Regions from separate parts of the Homo sapiens genome. Here region 2 is linked to region 1. A link is a loop called in an ENCODE intact Hi-C map of the cell type or tissue named here. Cell type or tissue: K562. All regions are shown on one strand. Each heading gives the region's core, and the rest is flanking DNA. Links, peaks and the distances in the headings are about the cores only.

The links. A loop is a pair of places that touch in the nucleus more often than their neighbours do. Peaks named below come from ENCODE experiments on the same cell type or tissue, not always from the same donor. Only the 100,000 strongest peaks of a DNase experiment are listed, where the experiment ranks them.
Region 2: it touches region 1 in a loop (4-fold over the local background); 4 of 110 quality-filtered maps call a loop at or near these places.

The regions. Positions count from the first base shown.
Region 1 is chr1:28,920,558-28,932,953 of GRCh38, reverse strand. The region is part of intron 1 of EPB41 (erythrocyte membrane protein band 4.1); the gene reads right to left. It overlaps LOC124903886 (a long non-coding RNA gene), which reads left to right. Exons shown (of 3, transcript XR_007065563.1): 2 at 4,877-4,980; 3 at 5,589-5,725. Among named protein-coding and RNA genes, the nearest start is that of EPB41, 12 kb to the right of the region's middle. In K562, for the core only: no CTCF peak of the experiment used is centred there; DNase peaks (open chromatin) are centred at 4,527 and 5,883; H3K4me3 peaks cover 145 bases.
Region 2 is chr1:29,028,467-29,040,862 of GRCh38, reverse strand. It overlaps EPB41 (erythrocyte membrane protein band 4.1), which reads right to left. Exons shown (of 21, transcript NM_001376013.1): 8 at 10,376-10,463; 9 at 7,618-7,770; 10 at 4,940-5,037; 11 at 1,437-1,609. Among named protein-coding and RNA genes, the nearest start is that of TMEM200B, 89 kb to the left of the region's middle. In K562, for the core only: a CTCF peak has its summit at 6,819 (motif pointing right); DNase peaks (open chromatin) are centred at 6,852 and 7,712.

The DNA.
Region 1 (12,396 bases), core at 1,484-9,483:
TGTCTATACGTGTCTTTGTAAAACAAGAAAATCCTGGAAAAAAGCTTTAGTTCTTCGGTCACTAACTACTCATATTTCTTTGTTCTACTTGTAAACCCTTGACCTCCAGAAAGCTACCCCAAAAATAAAACAACGAATAATATTAATGACAAATATCAAGGCCATACTATCACAGAGCAAGTTTGCTTCTAAGTGATTTGCAGAGCATATGGTCTTTTAATATTCTACTTGATTTTCACTACCAAAAGAAGAGATGAAGAGAATTAGAGTTGACATGGAAGAGAAAATGTACTGAGAGCCTGACAAAACAAGAATATCTAGTCTAAAACTTAACAGAGGAGAAAGATCTTAGACTGAAAATATATAACTAGTTTGGCCTGTTTTTCATCTCCACATTAACAATAACATGAATTATTTGGGAAAAAAAAGATATCTGCTTTTTTTTTTTAAAGGAGGTAGGAGAGAAGCATAAAAAAAAAAAAGGAGAAAAAGCAGCAGCTTTGGCTCCTGGAAGAAAAGATAAAAATATAGAGGCCAGGCATGATGCTCATGCCTGTAATCCCAGCACTTTGGGAGGCCAAGGAGAGTGGATCACCTGAGGTCAAGAGTTCGAGATCAGCCTGGCCAACATGGCGAAACTCCATCTCTACTAAAAATACAAAAATTAGCCAGGTGTGGTGGCACCCACTTGTAATCCCTGCTACTCAGGAGGCTGAGGCAGAAGAATCACTTGAATTCGGGAGGCGGAGGCTGCAGTGAGCTGAGATAGTGCCACTGCACTCCAGCCTGGGCAACAGAGCAAGACTCCATTTCAAAAAAAACAAAAAACAAAACAAAACACTACAAGTTTCTAGTTGAACATTAAATCCAAGAAAATGATTCACATGAAGCAACTTATAATAACCAAACAATTGCAATAAATGCTTAAAATATAGACTAGGCATATTACAACCTCTTGGTTCATCTCTTAAGATTACTTACTATGCAGAAGTAGATTTACTGTTAAAATAAGCTTAAGCTCAGGGCCCTCATTTGTACTGGCCCCTGCCAAGGCCACCAAGCTAAAAGGAAGACTGAATTATCTTTGTGCTGTCTCTATTGAAAATATTACAAAGTCATTGGTCGGGCGCGGTGGCTCACGCCTGTAATCCTAGCACTTTGGGAGGCCGAGGCGAGTGGATCATGAGGTCAGGAGATCGAGACCATCCTGGCTAACACAGTGAAACCCTGTCTCTACCAACAATACAAAAAAAAAAAATCAGCCAGACGTGGTGGCGGGCGCCTGTAATCCCAGCTACTCGGGAGGCTGAGGCAGGAGAACTGCTTGAACCCGGGAGGCGGAGGTTGCAGTAAGCCGAGATCGCACCACTGCACTCCAGCCTGGGCAACAGAGCGAGACTTTGTCTCAAAAAAAAAAAAAAAATTACAAAGTCATAATATAAAACTCTTTAGAGGAGTATGAAGCCAAAAATACAGAAAAAAATGAACTATGACACCATATCAGTTAATTAAAATGTTAAGCTATTTTTCTAAATTTTGTGATATTTGTGCTATTTTTCAGCCTTTTTTTTTTTTTTTTTTAATGACAGAGTCTTACTCTGTTGCCAAGGCTAGAACCACCTTAGCTTCCCAAGCTCAAGTGACCCTCCCACCTCAGCCTCCCGAGTAGCTGGGACCACAGGTACATGCCACCACGTCCCATTAATTTTTAAATTTTTTGTAGAGGTGTGGTATCATATGTTGCCCTGGCTAGTATGAAACTCCTGGGCTCAAGCTATCCTCCTACGTCAGCCTCCCAAAGTGCTGGGATTACAAGCATGAGCCACCATGCTCAGCCTATTTTTCAGCTTTTTAAAATATGTAACTTGTGGTTTTCTCATTCTAGATAGGTATTTGTTTTCATCCCTAGTTTTGTATTCATAATTTTGTATTTTTTCCTAAAAAGTCTCTGTTGATAAGTATTCTGAATACTGATGGAATAATTTAGTCTGCCTCATACTTTCAGTATCATGTATTTAAGATATGTTTAAAAATCTCCCTTCCCATCATGGATCTTGGGTATTATTTATCACAAGGTACAATATACCACAGGATTTTTATTGAGAACTTTTATTTCTTAAAAGCATATTCAGCCAGAGAAAAATTACAGGTAAAAAAGGTGATGAAATGGGCCAGGTGCGGTGGCTCACGCCTGTAATCTCAGCACTTTGGGAGGCTGAGGCGGGCGGATCACCTGAGGTCAGGAGTTCGAGACCAGCCTGGCCAACAAGGTGAAACCCCGTCTCTACTAAAAATACAAAAATTAGCCAGGCATGGTGGTGTGTGCCTATAATCCCAGCTACTAGGGGGTCTGAGGCTGAAGGATCACTTAAACCTGGGAGGCGGAGGTTGCAGTGAGTCAAGATCGTGCCACTGCACTCCAGCCCAGGCAACAGAGAGAGACTCAGTCTCAAATTAAAAAAAAAACACACACACACACAGTTCAGGGCCAGATGTAGTGGTTCATGCCTGTAATCCCAGCACTTTGGGAGGCTGAGGAAGGACAATGTCTAGAGCCCAAGAGTTCAAGACCAGCCTGGGCAATATGACAAGACCCCGTTTCTATAAAAAAAAAAATTTTTTTTTTTTTAATTAGCTGGTGTGGTGGTGTGTGTCTGTAATTCCAACTACTCAGAAGGCTGCGGCGGTAGGATCACTTGAGCCCAGGAGTTCAAGGCTGCAGTGAGTTATGTTGGTGCCACTGCACTCCAGCCTGGGCAACAGAGTAAGACTCTGTTTCTTTAAAAAAAAAAAAAAAAAAAAAGGAAGCAACATATTGTATAATTCTATTTATATGAAATGTCTAGAATAGGTAAATCTAGAGAGACATAAAGTAGTTAGTGCTTACCTAGGACTGGGGTTGCAGGGTGGGGAATGGGGAATGACTGCTAATGAATATGAAGTTTCTTTTCAGGGGGATGAAAATGTTCAAAAATTAGATTGAGATGATGGCTGCACAACCCCATAAACACACTAAAAAACATTAAATCGTATACTTTAAATGGTTAAATCATATGATATGTTAATTATATCTCAATAAAGTCTTTAAAAAAAAAAAAAAAAAAAAAAAAGAAGGCCCAGTGCCAGGCGCGGTGGCTCACGCCTGTAATCCCAGCACTTTGGGAGGCCAAGGCGGGCAGATCATCTGAGGTCAGGAGTTCGAGACTAGCCGCCTGACCAACATGGATAAACCCCGTCTCTACTAAAAATACAAAATTAGCCAGGCGTGGTGGCGCATGCCTCTAATCCCAGCTACTCGGCGGGCTGAGGCAGGAGAATCGCTTGAACCCGGGAGGCAGAGATTGCGGTGAGCCAAGATCGCGCCATTGCACTCCAGCCCCGGCAACAAGAGTGAAACTCCGTCTCAAAAAAAATAGTAAAAATTGGCCGGGCGCAGTGGCTCACGCCTGTAATCCCAGCACTTTGGGAGGCCGAGGCGGGCGGATCACAAGGTCAGGAGATCGAGACCATCCTGGCTAACACGGTGAAACCCCGTCTCTACTAAAAAAAAAATACAAAAAATTAGCCGGGCACGGTGGCAGGCACCCGTAGTTCCAGCTACTTGGGAGGCTGAGGCAGGAGAATGGCGTGAACCCGGGAGGCAGAGCTTGCAGTGAGCTGAGACAGCGCCACTGCACTCCAGCCTGGGCGACAGAGCAAGACTCTGTCTCAAAAAAAAAAAAATAGTAAAAATTAAAATAAAAAAAGAAGGCCAAGGTCACAGCATGTATAAGTCAAGTACCAGTGAGATTATAAAGGAACATCATTTAAAATAATAATTAGTTCCCATTCATTAAGAGCACATTATGTGACAGGTACTATGTTAAGCATATTACATATTATTTCTGATCATTTCGGCAGTTCTAAAAGGGAGGTATATCATGTTAAATGTTATACAAATTTAACAGATGAAGAAACTGAGAAGTAGGGAGAATGTGTAACTTGCATAAAGACAGACACACAGCAGTCAGTACCAGAGCCAGGATTCTAAACCACATTTATGATTCCAAAGATCTTTGACTGTATTGCACTGTTCCTTAGAAACAAACCCAAGGACCTTGAATCAGTAACCTAGTTCTTCTATAATTAATGTTATATGTTACAAAGGACACCCCCTTTAACATTTAAACTCAGCCTGCTCTAGGCACCAGGTGTTCTATCTTGATCACACCAACCTACCCTTATCACCACTTTCCTCAGCCTAACTTTGGACCTGATTAAGTACTAGATCTCCTCAAACAAAACTCTCAGAAATAAAACTGCAACAAACTAAACTGTAGTTTTCTCAGGTATCAAATGGCATTAAGCTTAAAAGAACCGGAAGGGAATATTTACTGAGAGCTATTTTGTTCCAAGTTGTGGAGCTATAATCAGAGATTATATGATCTGTGGTAAATGGTAAAAGGAAGGCCTCCCTACCTCTAACCCAACACCCCTGTACTGTTTGTGTTTCTCTTCTGTGAATGGTAATTAGATATTCCGTGGGTAACTGTGGTCTCCCCTAAGGGTTATATAGACCTGGTGTTGATCACATGAAAGAAGTGGGGCCTGTATCAGATATAACCACAGGCTGGTAAGATAAAGAATTTTTTTTTTCCCTCTGGACCTTCTCCTCTGTATTTAGAGAAATCTGGATATGCTGGAGGCACTCCCAAGTAGCAGAAATAAAGATGGCTTCTGCCACTAGAAAACATATGTGTTGTGGGTCAAGTAAGGGAGGTATCCCAATAGAATACCACAAATTACAGAGGTGTGTGTTTTATCTCGTGAGCCAGATATTACAGAAGCATAATAGTAACTCTGTACTTATTTCCCTTTTTCATCTCTGAGCCTTTAGTAACATACCAGATGTTACAGCCTGGTCTCAGCTGTGTTCTGCAGGAGTATTAAGAGAAGACTCTCCTCTGGGGCAGAAAATTAAAAGAAAGCAGCACCTCTGAGGTCAGCAAGGGATTCCCCAGGGGAAAGTGAATCTTCAGGAACAAAAGTCCTTGCTGTGAGCTCCAATTACTCCACCCCATGTGCAGAATCTCCTTCTAAAGCCAGTTCTGTGGGACCCTGGCTTTTATTTATTGAGATAGAAAGCAGTTTTTCCCTATCAAAAACAAAACCTTACTGTAAATCCAGGTCTGACTCCAAATCCCATATCCTTACTGGCTGTTACATCATACTGCCTCCCAAATATACTATTAATAGAAAATTGTTCAGCCAGAGAATCATTTAAGAGGAGAAGGAGAAAGGGAGAGATGAGAGGAAAGAAGGGGGAGGGAGGGATTTCATCAAAGCAATAAAAACTCCTTGTAGATTGGATGTAAAACACAGAAATATTTAAATTAATTAGCATACACAGAGAGTAGTATCTGATACATAGCTAGCATTCAGTATGTGTTAATTCCCTTCCTTAGGAACAAAGACCATAGAGCCAAGTAGAAAAATGCGGTCTTATGTTTTGGCTTTTGAGGAAGTCCAAATATAATGATATTAGAACAGATACCCAACACGAACAACAAAAAACTCCATGCTTCCTTACTGAAAATTTTTTTTCACAGGTAAAAAGAACCCAGAATTGGGGTGAATTCATCAGTTCTCTGTTTCAATCAAAAAGAGGAACACAATATGCGCTTCTCCAAAATGTATAAAAGCAAAAATATATGTAAATTCACGAATTCATTAAACTGCAAAATCACTTGCTATTTTATTTACTTTAAGACAATAAGGTATATCTTTCTGTAACTGCTAAAAGCTACACTTCAGATTGCAGGTCACTTGTGTACAAGTTCCCCTTTCAAAAACACCCTCCCAACTCAAACCCCTTCCTGTTTTTCAACCTTGTATGTTTACTTTCACATCTGCTGCAAAAGATAAAAGCAACAATGGAGACATCAACCACATGACTGTGTTCTACCCAACCGGAAATAAAGCTCTGAAGCCAGACTTGCTGTGAAATGGGTCTTTAGAATACTCACACTCAGGCATAAAAATGTTACAGTATAAGTCTGGATCAAATCCAAAGATCAACACTAGACAAAACCAGGTGCAGCTATATTACACATGTTTATATATAATAAGCATTAGACAGACATCCAATTTAAGTAGAAAAATGCATAAGTCAAGAGGTAAAAATTATTCTCATTGCAAGATTATTCTCTCCCATCTCCATGAGGTCAGATTTTATCAAAGGGAAAAGGGAACTAACATTTATTGAGTACCTCTGACAGGCACACTACAAGGTTTGTTTTTATTAGTTATTCTATAGATTATCTGCAATGTGAGTATTATGCTCATTCTACAGAAGAAACTGAGGTGTGGAAAAGTACTTTCACAAGATCACAATTAGTAAGAAATCATTGGCTTTGACAGAAGATCCAAATCTCTCCTTCCCCACCCACTCATGGACATAAGTAAAGGTATAGTCGTAAAAAATACTGGCTTTGAAGCGAATTTTCGCTTGCTAGTTGTGTAACTTTGGACAAGTTACTTAACTTTTGGCCTGGTTAATACCTACTCCAAAGAGCTGTGGTGAAGATTAAATGCAAAAATAATAATGGGTAACATTTATCTGGTGCTGGGCACTGTTCTAATCCATTTAATCATCAAAATAACCTTAAAAGATATGTATTTGTATCATACCTACATTACAGAATGATTAGAAGTGAGGTGATATGGTTTGGCTCTGTAGCCCCACCCAGATCTCATCTTGAATTGTAATTTTTGTATTTTTTTTTTTTTTTAGTAGAGATGGGATTTCACCATGTTTGGCCAGGCTGGCCTCGAACTTCTGACTTCAGGTGATCCACCTGCCTCGGCCTCCCAAAGTGCTGGGATTACAGGTGTGAGCCACTGCATCTGGCCTATAATTTTTTTTTGAGACAAGGGTCTCTCTATGTTGCCCAGGCTAGTCTCAAACTCCTGGGCTCAAACAATCCTCCCACATCGGCCTCCCAAAATGCTGGGATTACAGGCATGAGCCCCATCTTTTATATTTTTGTGATCACATATATAAACAGAGTCCTGCTCACTTAACATGTACTAAATGAAGGATCGTGCCATTCCTCTGCTCAAAATCCTCCCAAGAACTCCCGTCTCCAAATAAAATGCGAAGTCATTAACACAGGCAATAAGGCACTACAATGATTTGCTCCTTCTCCTACCTATGACCTCTCTGAATTAAACTCCTGCTACTTTTCCCTAGATCATTTTGACCCAACATGCTGGATCAATGTTTCTCATACACACCAAACCCGCTTAACTTTTGTGCATTTTGTTCCTTCTGCCTGGGATGCTCTTCCCCAGATACCTGCACAGCTCACTGTCTTACTCCATTTAGGACTCTGCTCCAATGTCACCTTATCAGAAGTATCACCCTTATCTAAAATGTACACCCCACCTGCCTCACTGTCTCCCATTCTACTTTCCCTGATCCTCACTAAAATCTGATGTCTTATGTTCTATCCCTGATTTATACATTTATTATTTATCCCCTACCACTAAAATGTAAGCTCCAGGCTGGGTGTGGTGGCTCATGACTATAATCCCAACACTTTAGGAGGCCAAGGCAAGAGACTACTTGAGCCCAGGAGTTCAAGACCAAAATGGGCAACATATGGAGACCCCATCCCTACAAAAAATTTCATTTAAAAATTAGCCAGAATGGCCAGGCGCGGTGGCTCACGCCTGTAATCCCAGCATTTTGAGAGGCCGAGGTGGGCGGATCACAAGGTCAGGAGTTCGGGACCAGCCTGGCCAATATGGTGAAACCCTGCCTCTACTAAAAATAAAAAATTAGCCGGGCATGGTGGTGGGTGCTTGTAGTCCCAGCTACTCAGGAGGCTGAGGCGGGGGAAAAGCTTGAACCTGGGAGACGGAGGTTGCAGTGAGCCGAGATCGCGCTACTGCACTCCAGCCTGGGTGACAGAGCGAGACTCCATCTCAAAAAAAAAAAAAAAAAAAGTTAGCCAGGCATAGTGGTGTGTGCCTGTAGTCTCAGCTCCTCAGGAGGCTGAGGTGGGAGGACTGCTTGAGCCCAGGAGGTTGAGGCTGCAGTGAGCTGTGACCACACCACTGCACTCCAGCCTGGGTGACAGTGCAAGACCCTGTCCCAGAAAAAGAAATAAGCTGCACAAGAACAGATACCTCTATTTTATTCACTGCTATGTCCCAATGTACTTATGATAGTGCCTTGTAAATAGTGAACAATCAATAAGTATTTATTACATGAATAAGTGGTAGATGTTTTAGTTATCTATTACTTTACAATAAATTACCCTCCAAAACATGGTGGCTTAAAACAGCAAACATTTATTATTGCACAGTTTCTGTGGATGAAGAATCCAGGCATGACTTAGCTAGGTGACTCTGGCTTGGGGTCTTTTTTATTTTTTTTTTGAGATGTAGTCTCGCTCTGTCACCCAGAGCTGGAGTGCAGTGGCACGATCTCAGCTCACTACAACCGCCACCTCTCAGGATCAAGCGATTATCCTGCCTCAACCTCCCAAGTAGCTGGGACTACAGGTGCACACCACCACACCCAGGTAATTCTTCTATTTTTAGTAGAGACGGGGTTTCGCCATGTTGGCAAGGCAGGTCTCGAGTTCCTGACCTCAGGTGATCCACCCACCTTGGCCTCCCAAAGTGTTGGGATTACAGGCATGAGCCACGCACCCGGCCAGGGGCTTTCATGAAGTTGTAGTAAAGCTGTCTACTGCATTTGCATTCACCTCTAGGCTCAACTCTGCCTGGAGAATCTGCTTCCAAGATCACTCACACCGAAGATCTGCATCCAAGTTTACTGACAGACCTCGTTTTTAACCACATGGACATCACTACAGACTGCCTGAGTGTTCTCAGGATATGGTAGCTAGTGGTCCCAGGGAGAGGGAGAAAGCCAGAATCCCAAGAGAGAAGCCACAGTATTTTATAACCTAATCTTAGAAGTGACATCCCATCACTTTTGCTGTATTCTATTCAATAGCCCCCACTCAAGGGGAGGAAATTACACTAAGGGTATGCATACCAGGAGGGAGGGATAATTGGGGGCCATAATAAAGGCTGCCTACCACAGTACGCATGATAAAAATTTAAAAACATAAAACAAAAAAACTTGCCCTTTAGTTATATATTCTTTGGTATATTTATTTAAATATGATTCTATGATCATTATGCAATTATTCATCCCAATGCTAGTCTTTTCCATCTTACAAAATACCAAAGAGAATACATTAAATATTGAACATATCTTGTTAACCAGTGTCCATTAATGGTCATATTAGAGATAATACAACTAGCAAGGATAAGTCAACAAAAATAGCATCTGGAGAAAAAAAGACTTACTGGGTAAATCTTGCTAAGTAGATGACACTGACCTTTACTATTTAATCATTATAGGCATCATCTTTAGGAGACGGAATGGCACTTAATAAAAGATCAGCTTTTTATATTACAATTAAAGAAATAATAAAAATTCAAAGGTTACTTAGTAAGCTAGAGGATATATCAATCTACCGTTAAGAAATAAAAAGGTTGCCAAGCGCAGTGGCTCACACCTCTAATCCCAGCACTTTGGGAGGCCGAGGCGGGTAGATTACCTGAGGTCAGGAGTTCGAGACCAGCCTGACCAACATAGTGAAACCCTGTCTCTACTAAAATACAAAAATTAGCCAGGTGTGGTGGCACACGCCTGTAATCCCAGCTACTTGGGAGGCTGAGGCAGGAGAATCGCTTGAATCCGGGAGCTGAGATCCCATCACTGCACTCCAGCCTGGGTGACAGAGTGAGACTCCATCTCAAAAAAAAAAAAAAAAAAAGAAAAGAAAAGAAAGGAAAGAAGGAAGAAAAAGGTTTAAGGCTAATTACACATACCTGATTATCAGAATCAAACAGTGCATCACGGCTGAGTGTGTTGGCTCACACCTATAATCCCAACACTTTGGGAGGCCAAGTCAGGAGGATCTCTTGAGACCAGGCTGGGCAATATCATAAGATCATCTCAGCCTGGGCACAATGGCTCACACCTGTAATTCCAGCACTTTGGGAGGCCGAGGCAGGCGGATCATGAGGTCAGGAGTTTGAGACCAGCCTGGCCAATATGGTGAAACCCCGACTCTACTAAAAAATACAAAAATTAGCCGGGCATGGTAGCACACACCTATAGTCCCAGGTACTTGGGAGGCTGAGGCAGAAGAATTGCTTGAACCCGGGAGGCAGAGGTTGCAGTGAGCCGAGATCGCGCCACTGCACTACAGCCTGAGCAACAGAGTGAGACTCAATCTCGAAAAAAAAAAAAAAAAAATCCTGTCTCTAAGAAAAAATTTTAAAACTGGCGGGGCACGGTGGCATGCACCTGTAGTCCCAGCTACTCAGGAGGCTCAGGTGGGAGGACTGCTTGTGCCCGGGAGTTCAAGGTTAGAGTAAGCCATGATTGCCCCACTGCACTCCAGCCTGGGCAACAGAATGAGACAGAGGATAAAAAGATAACAATAAATCTTCAGAGAAGAAGATATCTTTAAAACCTCTTTCCTCTACCAGGCTTCTTATTCTTGGTCTCCTTTCCCTTAAGTAGCTCTCCTTTACTTTATTTACTTGGCAACAACTATTTCCAACCTAACACAATTATCTCAAGACTATCTAAATATAAAATATAATTTTATAGGCCAGGTGCGGTGGTTCATGCCTGTGATCTGAGCACTTTGGGAGGCCAAGGCGGGCGGACCAGGAGGTCAGGAGTTCGAAACCAGTCTAACCAACACGGTGAAACCCCGTGTCTACTAAAAATACAAAAATTAGCCAGGCGTGGTGGCACGTGCCTGTAATGCCAGCTACTTGGGAGGCTGAGGCAGGAGAATCGCTTCAACCTGGGAGGCAGAGGTTGCAGTGAGCCAAGATCATGCCATTGCACTCCAGCCTGGGTGACAGAGAGAGACTCCGTCTCAAAAAAAAAAAACAAAAAAAAAGTGTATATATATATATATATATATATAAAATTTCATAAATAAAATACTATTTACATTTTCACTGGAAAAACCACAAAGTATACTATGTGGATTTTCTTGCCTCCAAAAGCAATTGTGTTATTTCAAGTGTTGAGGATGCCAGAAAGCTTGAAGATTTAAAAATAACCTCACAAAGAGCTCATTTTCAACACCAGATGGAAAGAAATTACTCTAAAGACACATGTGTAGGAAGACAAATATACAATATCATATGATACCATGCAAAAGGTTTATATAATTACGTAATACCATCAAGACTGGAAAGACTGCAGGTAGTAAGCTGGCAACAGTGTCGATCCTCTGAATCATTAAAAAAAAGAGAAAAGGGCAAGAAACAGCAAGTGGGTGGTAGCAAAAAAAATTTTTTAAAGCCTTTACTTTAAGCTGCCTTCCATGTGTCCCTATCGCATGCTGAAATGGTAGGCAGGTAAAATTTGAGGGCTTAAATCCTTGGCACTCCTGAGAGTCCTGCCTGTGTCCATATGGCCAAAAACTGGGGAGGGAAGGGGGAATGGGATGAATTTCAACAATCTGTATGAAATGTATTATTAAGGTGAAACACTCTTCACTTGAATACATATAGAACTTCTAATTGGTAAATTAAAATATGTGCTTGGCATCTAAGTTAAAGCAGCATTTCTTTATAAGATAGGTTTAAAGATATGCCATTAAGATCCCATTGTGTTAAAATGATTTTAATAGGATTACTTAAGAGTATATGTAAGTACTAATAGCTGTATATCAATCACAACTAAACCTTGGCCTAATACTATGTATTCATAAATCACCAAAAATATACATTTCTATTACACGTATGGGTTACAGGCTTAAATTTAACCAATTCAAAACAACTCTATTAGCTAGATGTGATGGCACACACCTGTAGTCCCAGCTATTTAGGTGGCTGAGACAGGAGGATCACTTGAGCCCAGGGGTTCAACACCAACCTCAGCAACATAGAGAGACTCCCCATATAAATTTTTAAAAATTAAAATAGGCTGGGCGCCATGGCTCACACCTGTAATCCCAGCACTTTGGGAGGCCAAGGCAGGCAGATTTCTTGAGCCTAGGAGTTCAAGACCAGCCTGGTCAAGATGGCAAAACCCAGTCTCTAAAAATATAAAAAATCAGCCAGGTGTGGAGCCTGTAGCTCCAGCTACTCAGGAGGCTGAGGTGGGAAGATCACCTGAGCCTGGGAAGTTGAGGCTGTAATGAGCCATGATCGCACCACTGCACTCCAGCCTGGGTGACAGGAGTAAGACCCTGTCTCAAAAAATAAATAAATAAATAAATAAAAATAAAATAATCCTGTGCTCTAATATAGTTAAATCACGGGGAGTTTCTCACTTGAAACTTTTCTATCATAACT
Region 2 (12,396 bases), core at 2,633-10,632, 110 kb before region 1:
CACCCAGCCTGAATTTTTATTTATTAGCCACTCTTTTTTTAGTGACATAAGGAACTGAATGTAGCTTATTACCTCGTTTCAGTAATGGGCTCAAATGCTAACTTAGAAGATCCTCCCACAATATATCAATTCAGACAGGTCTTCTGTCAGTATATACAATCACGAAATTTGTGTATTTCCTCCCTATTTTATTTAAACATTTGGAGACTCCAACAATGGGATATTGGAGTTTCCTATCCATAATTGCCACGTGGCAAACTTCTTTTTAAATTATTCTTGTATGGCTGGGCATGGTGGATCACACCCATAATCTCAGCACTTTGGGAGGCCGAGGTGGGTAGATAACCTGAGGTCAGGAGTTTGAGACCAGCCTGGCGAACATAGTGAAACCCTGTCTCTACTAAAAATACAAAAATTAGCCAGGAATGGTGGCACACGCCTGTAATCACAGCTACTCGGGAGACTAAGGCAGGAGAATCACTTGAACCTTGGTAGGCAGAGGTTGCAGTGGGCCGAGGTTGAGTCACTGCACTCCAGCCTGGGCCACAGAGTGGGACTCCATCTCAAAAAATAAAAAAATTAAGAAAAAAAAAAAGATTGTTGTAGTAAGGCAGACCCTTTTCCTCTTTTCTACTATAGAAAATAGCTATTATTTATTTATTTATTTTTTAGAGACAGAGTCTCACTTTGTGGCCTAGGCTGGAGTACAGAGGTGCACACTGCAGCCTCCACCTCCTGGGCTCAAGCTATCCTCCTGCCTCAGCCTCCTGTGTTACCAGGACTGCAGAAAAATATTAGCTATTTTTAAATGCTAAGAGGCCTTCAGTTCAGCATACTACATTAGATTTTTACTCTCTGGTAGAGATTCTGATAGATTTAGATTTATAATTCTAATTCTGGTACTGTTTGATCCACCACTACCTAGCAGTGGAACCATGATCTAGTCACTACTCTCGGAATCTCAATTTTCCTTTTCTTAAGATGATTCTATTAAGATTAGACAATTAGTAAGATCCCTTTCATTTTACCACTGAGCTTCTTTTTTTTTTGAGACAGAGTCCCACTCTGTCAGCCAGGCTGGAGTGCAACGGCATGATCTCGGCTCACTACAACCTCTACCTCCTGGGTTCAAGCAATTCTCCTGTCTCAGCCTCCCAAGTAGCTGGGATTACAGGCATATGCCGCCACGCCCAGCTAATTTTTTGTATTTTTAGTAGAGATGGGGTTTCACTGTGTTGCCCAGGCTGGTCTCAAACTCCTGAGCTCAGGCAATCCACCTGCCCTGGCCTCCCAAAGTGCTAGGATTACAGGTGTAAGCCACTGCACCAGGCCCAACCCTGAGCTTCTTTAATTCGGTTCTCTTATAGATAATTGCACTTCCTTTATCTTTCCAAATGAATTATGATCACAAGAAATCATTAATATTCAATACAAACCTCCATCGAGGCTCCGGGACGCCCGTTTACTTGCTGTACGCTCGAAGTGTGGGGCAGGCCTGTCAATTAGAGCACTAGCTTGCCTGGTCTGAGCTTGAGTCCGGCCACTGTATCGAAATTTGGATCCTAGCGCAAGAAATTTGCTTTTGGGAATGGTGTCTGTAGATGTCAATCTGGGGGGAAAATCGTAATAGTCATATTATTATATATTCATCTTATTATTCTAAAACTGTAAAATTAAAAACAAAATCAAGAATAAAAAAGTTTCACAATTCTCAGGGTTTCCATATAGTTACTAAGAAATTTTCAATCAAGTAATCATTATTTTAGTTCTTTGTCATTTCTCAAAGCAACCAGTTGGGACCTATATTAATTTTATTTATAGCTCTATAGAAAGGGCCTTACAGTTTTCAAAATGTTTTTACAGCACTGCAGTATTTTTACTACATCCTTATAATGTTTTCCCCATTTTATAGATATAGGAAACTGAACCTCAAAAAAGAAGTTACTTAAGGTCACACAGCTGTTAGGACATTGGGCAGTAACAAAGTCGAAGCCCAGAGCTCTTTTTCCACTCTCCTGGAATGACAGTTTTGTCAAATGCACTCCAAACTCAATTAATGCCTGGTAATCTATTTAACAGGTTATTTGGTGTATTTTTAAACTCAGTTGGGAACCCCATCTTTTTCCTATATGGTACTCTATGTACTCTTTGTACCATACTGAATTAAAACAATCTATTTCTATGCTGGTCTCCCCTATAAGACTGAATTCTCTAGGAGTAAAGAACAAAGACCATGGCTTATTCATCTTTGTGTTTTTGCTTCTGGCATAGTGCCTGGCATAAATATGATATCCAATAAATATTTGTTGAATAAGGACATAAATTACTACATCAAATACTACCAAAAAGAGAGTATTTTTCCCTTTGAGGTAATTGATTTCAATTCAGCAAACATATACTTTTATGTAAGGGAGCATTAGATTTTAAGGTATTCTCTTATTTTGATGCAATGGATTTAAATATGCCATCCTACAAGTAAGTATACTGGCTGCAGCTGAAATCTATACCACAGTTATTAGACATTCAAAAATCACTTTTTTACTCCTCCTTGCTCTTTTTAAAAAATTCTACTTTTGTGGTTTGATTTTAAAGAAGGAGAGATGATGAAAGCATAAATAAATGTGTTAATGCCAATAATTAAGATTCTTTAATTGGGTGTAAAATGTACCCTCATGTTTTATTTTGAAATAATTGAAATATTAATTTCCTTGAATTTTCTTCTCGTTGACTGTGCTATAGTGCTATTATATGAAAATATAAATAGAAGGAAAAGATATCAGGATTATCTCTCTCTCTCTTTCTCTTAAAGAATCAAGTTTATTTATGAATGAAATGACGTGAGGCCTGGGATTTGCTTCAAAATAATCTCGGAAGTAGGGGGAAGGAGTGGATAGGGATATAGAAGAAACAAGATTGGCTTTGGGGTGATAATTATTGAAGCTGGGTGATAAGTACAAGGGGATTTTATTGTACTGTTGCTACATATGAAATTTTCCATAATAAAGAAACGTTCTTAAAAAGGCAAACTGGGCCGAGTGCAGTGGCTCACGCCTGTAATCACAGCACTTTGAGAGGCCAAGGCGAGTGGATCACTTGTCAGGAGTTCGAGACCAGCCTGGTCAATATGGTGAAACCCGGTCTCTACTAAAAATTTAAAAATTAGCTGGGCATGGTGGTATGCATCTATAGTCCCAGCTACTTGGGAGGTTGAGGCATTGCGCCACTGCACTACAGCCTGGGCAACAGAGTGAGACTCTGTCTCAAAAAAAAAAAAAAGGCAAACTGATAAATAGCCAACTTTCCTTTCAATACAAGTAATTACTTGTCTAAGGTCTGTCTTCTCTACTAGACTGGGTGTTCCACCAGGAGAGAGACTAGAACTATCTTGTAGTATATTCCCAATGCCTAACATGGTGCATACAAGAAGGGTAAGCACATAGAAAATGCTTGGTAAACGAACTCAAGGGGTTAATAATATGGCCTCTTGGCACAGTGGCTCACGCCTGTAATCCCAGCACTCTGGGAGGCCGAGGCGAGCAGATCACTTGAGGTCAGGAGTTCGAGACCAGCCTGGTCAACGTAGTGAAACTCCATCTCTACTAAAAATACAAAAAATAGCCAGGCGTGATGTTGGGCATCTGTAATCCCAGCTACTTGGGAGGCTGAGGCAGGAGAATCACTGGAACCCAGGAGCAGTGAGCCAGGATCACAGACTGCACTCCAGCCTGGCAACAGAGCAAGACTCCATCACAAACAAACAAACAGCAGAGGAAATACTTTCTTCTGTCTTCTGATTATCGGGTACTATTGGGCTTCAAATATGGTTCTGTGTGCTCCCTTTCTGGGTTTCATTAGAGTGAAGCTAACAATCAGCTTCAAGGTTGGCCAGGCACGGTGGCTCACACCTGTAATCCCAGCACTTTGGGAGGCCGAGGTGGGCAGATCATGAGGTCAGGAGATCGAGATCATCCTGGCTAACACAGTGAAACCTCGTCTCTACTAAAAATACAAAAACAAAAACTAGCTAGGTATGGTGGTGTGCACCTGTAATCCCAGCTGCTCAGGAGACTGGGGCAGGAGAATTGCTTGAACCCAGGAGTAGGAGTTTGCAGTGAGCCGAGATCCGCCACTGCACTCCAGCCTGGGCGACAGAGCGAGACTCTGTCTCGAAAAAAAAAAAAAAAAATCAGCTTCACATCTTTAACCTTATAGTATAAAAGCTCCACAAAAAGTAGTCAAGCATTGCTTAGAGAAATTCCATGTGGAAAAAAAAATTAGCAAAAACAAAAAAATAAAAATTCCGTCCGGGCACAGTGGTTCATGCCTGTAATCCCAGCACATTGGGAGGCCAAGGCAAGTGGATCACCTGAGGTCAGGAGTTTGAGACCACCCTGACCAACATAGTGAAAGCGTGTCTCTATTAAAAATACAAAAAATTAGCTGGGCATGATGGCGGGTGCCTGTAATCCCAGCTACTTAGGAGGCTGAGGCAGGAGAATCACTTGAACCCGGGAGGCGGAGGTTGCAGTGAGCCGAGATCGCGCCACGGCACTCCAGCCTGGGCAACAAGAGCGAAACTCCGTCTCAAAAAAAAAAAAAAAAAAAAAATCACACGTGGAGGTAAGTGAGGGTAACTCCCCTTAATCGGACTGACTTTAGCTACAATTAATGCAATCCCAGAGTCCCTGGTAAATACAGGTTCCCATTCCTTACTCCTCTCTTCCTTCTACCATACACAGACAGGTGCTTTGGAAATGTTGAGGCATACTTTTCAACCCAAAGGGAGAGAAATGGATTCATTTTGTCTTGCTTAAGATGATCTCACCTGAGCTAAATAAAAGAGTGCCAGTCATACAATGAAAGGAATTTTAATAGCAGGCTTAAAATAGAAACGTTATAAATAATTTATCCTTGAAAAATACTTAAGTGAGAATAATACCTGAAAAACGTGTGATGTTCTACACAGACTTTCCATAATTTCTTAGCTGCTCGGTAACTGGGAAGTTTGAATCCGATGGTACTTTCATACTGCTCTTGCTACAAAAACACAAATAAACATGGGACATGAAGTATTACATGTGATACAGTACCAGATTACAGTGATACAGTACCAGAGAAATATGGTGCCACAGAAGAGGCCATTGTTACCAATTTAAGGACATAAAATGTCATTTGGAATTTTTTCCTACTTACTGAAAGAAATTCACTCACTGAGGGTGGCTTTTTCCAAAGCAAGAAAGCCAGGGAATGCATCTCATATAATTTAAGCTTTTTTTTTTTTTTCCAGAAAACACACACACATTCATTATACATTTTTCTGAGACACAATTAAGTCACCTCTTGATTGTCCAGACACTGCTTTTCCTTAGTCACTATCTGCATTTGGGACACTGTTCAATGAACAGGGAATGGGATATTGACCAAGTCCTCCAATCAATCAATATTATTATGCAATAGAAATTAGTAATAGGAGCTAAAGATTTTAGTTCAAGCCAGATTTTTAAATCAATTTTTTAAATTGACAAATAAAAATTGTACATACTTATCATCTACAACATGTTGTTTTGAAATATGTATACCTGCCAGGCACGGTGGCTTACGCCTGTAATCCCAGCACTTTGGGAGGCCGAGGTGGGCAGATCACAAGGTCAGGAGTTCAAGACCAGCCTGACCAACATGGTGAAACCTCATTTCTACTAAAAATACAAAAAAAATTAGCCGGGCATGGTGGCACGCGCCTGTAATTCCAGCTACTCAGGAGGCTGAGGTAGGAGAATCACTTGAACCTGAGAGGTAGAGGTTGCGGTGAGCTGAGATGGCGCCACTGCACTCCAGCCTGGGTGACAAAGCGAGACTTCTTCTTCCAAAAAAAAAAAAAAAAAAAAAAAACAACAAACAAACAAACCCAAGAAACACGTATACATTGTGAAATGGCTAAATTGAGCTGATTAACATATGTATTACCTGACACACTTATTATTTTTTTGTGGTGAGAAAACTTAAAATCTAGTCTCTTAGCAATTTTTCAAGAGAACAATACATTGTTATTAATGATAGTCACCATGTTGTACAATAGATCTCTTGAACTTATTCCTCAGATTCTTGAATCATTAAATATTTCTTTTTTCCTTTGATTGATCATTAATTTATCTAGATTCCTCTTATACTGAAGCAAAACATATTCTCCCAGGGTTACTAGAAACACTGTCCTGCTGACCTCTTGCCTCTTTATTTCTACTTTAAGCATATTTTATAAGATGGAAAGGAAACTGACATTTATTTTGAGTGCCTACTATTGCCAGTAACACTATGATTAGATAATATCATCTATATTTTTAGACATGAAGAAACTGAGGTCAGAGAAGTTATTTGCTCAGACTGACAGCTATGAAATGACAGAACCAGATTTTTACCCTCTTCACCATACCATGCCACTGCTAAATCATCTACTGCTGCCACAATACTTTTTCTCAAAATCCTGTTGTTCCTGATTGCCTTCTAAATAAGAATTCTACATTTTTAGAAGCTAAGGATTTCCCATTTTCATATTAACGTGTGTGAGGGATGAGATTCTAATTTGCTGTTATATTCCTAGTCCCTAGAATAGTGTCCAACACAGGAAAGCTCTCAATAAATATTTGTTGATTGAATAACTCTTGAATTTGAAATTTTAAGGGAAGACACTGACTGCTCTGTGCTAGGCATAGGTAAAATAATTATGGTACAAAATAAATGCTTCTATGGTAATCCCTATCCAAGATTTTTAAGGCTCCACATCCAGAATTTGCAGGCACAAATAATTAGCCATTATTCACCAGCAGATGGTGATATATACACACAAAAGCCACCTTAGGTTAGTATCATTTCCTATATAGAACTTACACAGCTGTCATCTCATTTGATCTTCAAATAACTATGATGGAGAAGGTATTATCCTGCCCAAATGACAAGGAAGCTGAGCCTTAGATTTGTCCAGGTCTTTTGCTTAGTATGTGGCAGAAAAGAAGTCAGAACTTTTTAAAAAACTTTAATTCCTACTTAAACAATTTTATGCTATTCCATAATGGCTCTTCAATACAAAAGTTAAATTTGGCCAGCATTAGTATATCCCCAAACCAACTAATAAATGAATTAACTGGTACAAAGTTGAACATCCAACTCTTATTAAAAATCTAGAACTTGGCCCTAGAACTCACTCTCAGTAACCACGAGAAGCTATGCATACAAATAAATTTTAATTATATGAGATAAAGGATTGGTGATGCCAAACATGAGTAATTTATCCCTATAAATAATTTTAAAATCTCATGCTACTCAATTTAAAAATATTTTTCCATTAAGTTTTTGCTTGGCGTAAACAAGGAACAAATGTATCAGTCCAAGTTTAACTTTTTGCAATGGTATATTTACTTACAAAAAGTGAAATGTCCAGAAGACCAGTAGTAAGGAAAAGAAGTAGCATCACAGGACTGATCAACTTAGAAAACGGAATTATCAGCCCTTCAATAGTTAACTATAGAGAGACTTCTCAGATGACTTAATAAGGAAAATGGAAATGTAGATATTTCAGATACAGACTGTGTCTGGTTTGGGAGGAAGGAAATATAAATTCTGTACCTCTCCAGGCCGAATCTTGATGAAAAAGCTACTACGTTTATAAGAAATCTTCAGCACTTTGGGCCAAGGGAAGCGGTTAATTCTCAGCTTATCTTTGTAAACCAGAAGGCCACTAGAGCAGACACCTAGGATGATATCTACTCCTTCCAAGTCCTGAAAAAGAAAAATGTTAGGATTTCAGTCTGGAGCAAAGTACTCAATACACTGTTGACTATTACTAGATAATCTGAAGATAACAACCAAAAACAGTTACAAAACATACAATGAAAAATAAAGCTCAGCCTAACAGTTATAATTTATGGACCTATTATGTTTAAATCAGCAGTCATGACTTCCTGGAGAGCAGGGCTTAGAGCTATGTATACTACCAAATATACACGCACAATTATTAATTCTTGTTTTTTTATGATAAAGTGTTAACAGCTCCAGAAATGATGTTAAATGTAGGAGTTGACTCTATTCCTATATAAACTCAGCATAAGACAATCTTAGGTTCTTAAAATTGATGTTAAGTATATTAAATTAAAAATATGATCCCTAAGTCAAGAAGTTACATTAAGGCACAATGAAATCATATTTATATGCCTCTTTATTAAAGACAACTTTAAAAAATTAAATATGTAATATTAATCATCTATGTCTATAATTCAAAGAAAATAAATTTCACCTAAGTTAGTCCCTACAGCTAACAGTTTGTTTAGCTAAGTAATCAAAACACAAAGTTAAATGCTTCTTGACTACTCTTTCCCCCAAAATGAGTATAGAGAAATATATTAGTGCCTACACGTGTTATAACAGAGAAGCAGGAATTACATACAGTTCCAATTCAGTGACTATGTAACTGAGAATTTCCCAGAAGATGCCCTCTTAAATTTTTAAAGCTTGTGGGTATAACTACATTTCACTTTGGAGAAACAATTTGCTTTACAATATTTGGGAAGGGAACATGCTGCCTGACTCCATCAATACCTGAATTGACACCAGCTTCCAGCAGGAATTGTGAAGCAAAATCTAACCATTTCAGTTTTAGAAACATACCTAATCTGATGTACTGATCTTCCTACAATATACTTTAGAGATTCATAGAAGTTGTAGTACCCAGCCCAAAATAATCCAGAACAACTTTTTTCTTTTTTTTTTTTTTTTTTAAGACAGAGTCTCAACTGTCACCCAGGCTGGAGTGCAGTGGTGCAATCTAGGCTCACTGCAGCCTCTACCTCCTGGGCTCAAGCAATCCTCCCACCTCAGCCTCCTGAGTAGCTGGGACCACCAAAGGCACGTGCCACCATGCCTGACTAATTTTTTGTATTTTCTATGGAGACGGGATTTCACCATGTTCCCCAGTCTGGTCTTGAATTCCTGAGCTTGAGCGATCGGCCGCCTCAGCCTCCCAAATTGTTGGGATTACAGGTGTGAGCCACCACGCCTGGCACTGGACCTCCCCAGCAACTTTAGTAGCTGAAGAAGAGAGAAGTAAGGAGACTTTCCTTAAGGATTCATTCTGTTAGGCTGTATTAGGTAGAACTAGGATTAAAGCTCAAGTTTCCAGGGCCCTACCCAAGTGGTTTTTGAATGAGCCACTGTGGTTCATTCAGTGTGCATCAGAACAACCTGGAGAACTTAAAATGGATTGCTGAGCTCCACCTCCAGAGAGTCTAACTCAGCAGGCCTGGGATGGGGCCTGAAATGTGCATTTCTAACAAGTTCCTAGGTGATGTTAAATGTTGCTGGCTCAGACACCATACTTTGAGAACCACTACTCTAGGCCAGTGGTTCTCAGATTCAGGCATGAATTAGAATCATTTGGGTGCTCATTAAACCAAGACATTCTAGAACCTCGCCTCCAAATTAATTCCATACATCTGAGAGAAGCTCAGGGATCTACATATTTAATGAACATCCTCAGTGATTCGATGTAGGTGATGCTGGCTGTGAAACAGGACTTGCTGCCCACTGCTCTATATTTTCAAATGTTACTGCATGTTAGGAAAATCAATTTCTTTTTCTCTAGGGGCTATCTTTTGATCTTAACAGTAGCTTGGATATGAAACTTTATTCTGAGGGTGGAATTGCTATGGGGCAAATTCAATTGATACAGTTGACTGATTTAACTGATACACTTAAAATGCTAACAAGAGGCCGGGCACGGTGGCTCACGCCTGTAATCCCAGCACTTTGGGAGGCCGAGGCGGGCGGATCACGAGGTCAGGAGATCGAGACCACGGTGAAACCCCGTCTCTACTAAAAATACAAAAATTAGCCAGGCGTGGTAGCTGGCGCCTGTAGTCCCAGCTACTCAGGAGGCTGAGGCAGGAGAATGGCGTGAACCTGGGAGGCGGAGCTTGCAGTGAGCCGAGATCATGCCACTGCACTCCAGCCTGGGAGACAGAGCAAGGCTCCATCTCAAAAAAACAAAACAAAACAAAAAAAAGCTAACAAGAAGTACTATTTCTCTCTCTTTTTTTTTTTTGAGACGGGGTCTTGCTCTGTCGCCAGGGCTGGAGTGCAGTGGCACAATCAGGGCTCACTGTACGCTCGATCTCCTGGACTCAAGTGATCCTCCCGCCTCAGCCTCCCCAGTAGCTGGGACTACAGGCATGAGCTGCTGTGCCCAGTCTACTATCTCTTTTGAATGTTTTAAAATACCCCAGATGTTGTTAAAAAGTATTATATGACACAGATGTGATACATACATAACAGACATGTATCATATAATATCTTCCACATGCATATTAATAAAGGGCAAAGTTATCATTACCTTTGCTTTATGAAGATCAACTCCATACATAGACAACTTTTTGGCATTCTCAAGAAACTCCAAGTCAGCCTGAGCTGGAGTCATGGACCTTTGATAGAATAAAAACATAAAATTCTTTCAGTGTTATAGTGTCATCATTTACAGTAACATTTATATATTCACTGTATTTTAAACACATGAACATATACATACCACTATATTAAGATATATTTCCTAGTCCTGAAAGTAGGTTATTATGGAACAGAACCCATCACTGCCTGTATCTAAATAATTAAAATATACCTTAGAAAAAGACAATGTGAGCAAACAAAAAGTCACCAAAAAGCTGCAAAAAAAATTTTTTTAATCCTACTAAACAATTTCCTTAAAGCTATTTCATCTATCATTAGTTCTGCCCCCTTCTCTTCACTCTTTTTCTCCGACATACATAAGCTCCTCCCGCTAATTTTTCTTGCCAAGGAGATGACCAAATTAAATCCTCAGAGGGCATGGTGTAATTTACAATATCCTCTTATAGCTGCCTTTTTCTCTCCATACCCCTGAATTGAGTTATGGAAATTAAACAAGAGGGCAGCTGATGTTACTTAACTGAGGACTCTTAATCGGGGCAGGCTTGATGAAAAGAAAATTTCTGGTAACAGATGGTGTCCTGCCCACTGATATAAACAAAATAAACTGGTTCACGGAAGCACATAGATAATGGGGCTGTTTTCTCTGTTATTAATATGTCTTCATTACCAGGCATATAATGAATTAGATTTGTTTGAAAACAGTCAGTCTCACTGTCTAAACACTCGCTGTGACAGTCTTTTCTTCTCCTCTATAAATTTCCCGTCTTTTGAAAAGTGTTCATGAGCTGTTATATAGAGCTTTCAAAGACAAAAATATCACTCCTAATGCTGCACAATTCAGACCAATCAAGTATAACTTAACAGTAACAATAATGCAGGCACATCCCCAAGGAAAAAACAGTAAACGCCAGTTTCCCATAAGACTGCCTCAAGCTACAGAAAGCTGCAGGGGTCTCTTCATTTCACAAGGAAAAGTCTCTTCCAAATCCATCTGTCTTTACCCTAATTAAAAGGACAAAGGATTCCTTGGAACAACAACCACCAAAATATGTATACAACAGGAGACAGGGTGCAGATTTGCTACTGATTTAGCCTTCATGAACAAACTTATTTTCACAAGCACTGAAGCATCACACCTAATTCTATTTATTAATGAACCTGAAATTGAAGATTAAAAAAAGGAGAATGGGAAAATTAGCCCCTTATGCAAGTCTGTATATTCAAGTCATTAAAAACATTTCAGGAAAGTTTTGTAGTTTTTAATTTTTTTCCATCTAAGTTACATTTTTTTCTAGTTAACATTACTCCTATTTTATGTTTCTGTTGTTGTTACTGTTATTGACGAGATGAATTTTAGAATTTTTTTTTTTTTTTTGAGACAGGGTCTCACTCTGTCACCCAGGGTGCAGTGCAATGGTGCAAACACAGCTCACTGCAACCTCCACTTCCCAGGCTCAAGTGATCTTCCCACCTCAGACTCCTGAGTAGCTGGGTCTACAGGTGCATGCCACCATGTCCAGCTAGTTTTCTTATTTTTCGTACAGAGGGGGTCTCAGTATGTTGCCCAGGCTGATCTTGAACTCCTAGGCTCAAGCCATCCTCCAGCCTCAGCCTTCCAAAGTGGTAGGATTACAAGCGTGAGCCACCACTCCCGCTGAATTTTAGGATTTTGAAGCTGGAAAGGAGCTTGAAGTTTAAAGAGTACAATAATTTCATTTTGCTGTTGAAGAAACAGGTTCTCAGGGATCACATTACCACAGGCAAGTTAGGACCCTTAGTTGAGACAGCAGACTTAAGTCAAAACTCAAGTCACAATACTTGGGCTGGAATCCAGGCTTCAGTACTTGTAAGTGGCCAGCCAGTGTCTCCCTCCATCTCCTCTATAAAACGAGAATCATAATAATGCGTATTTCTAGATACTAGGATAGGCAATGACTTTGTTTTTGCTGA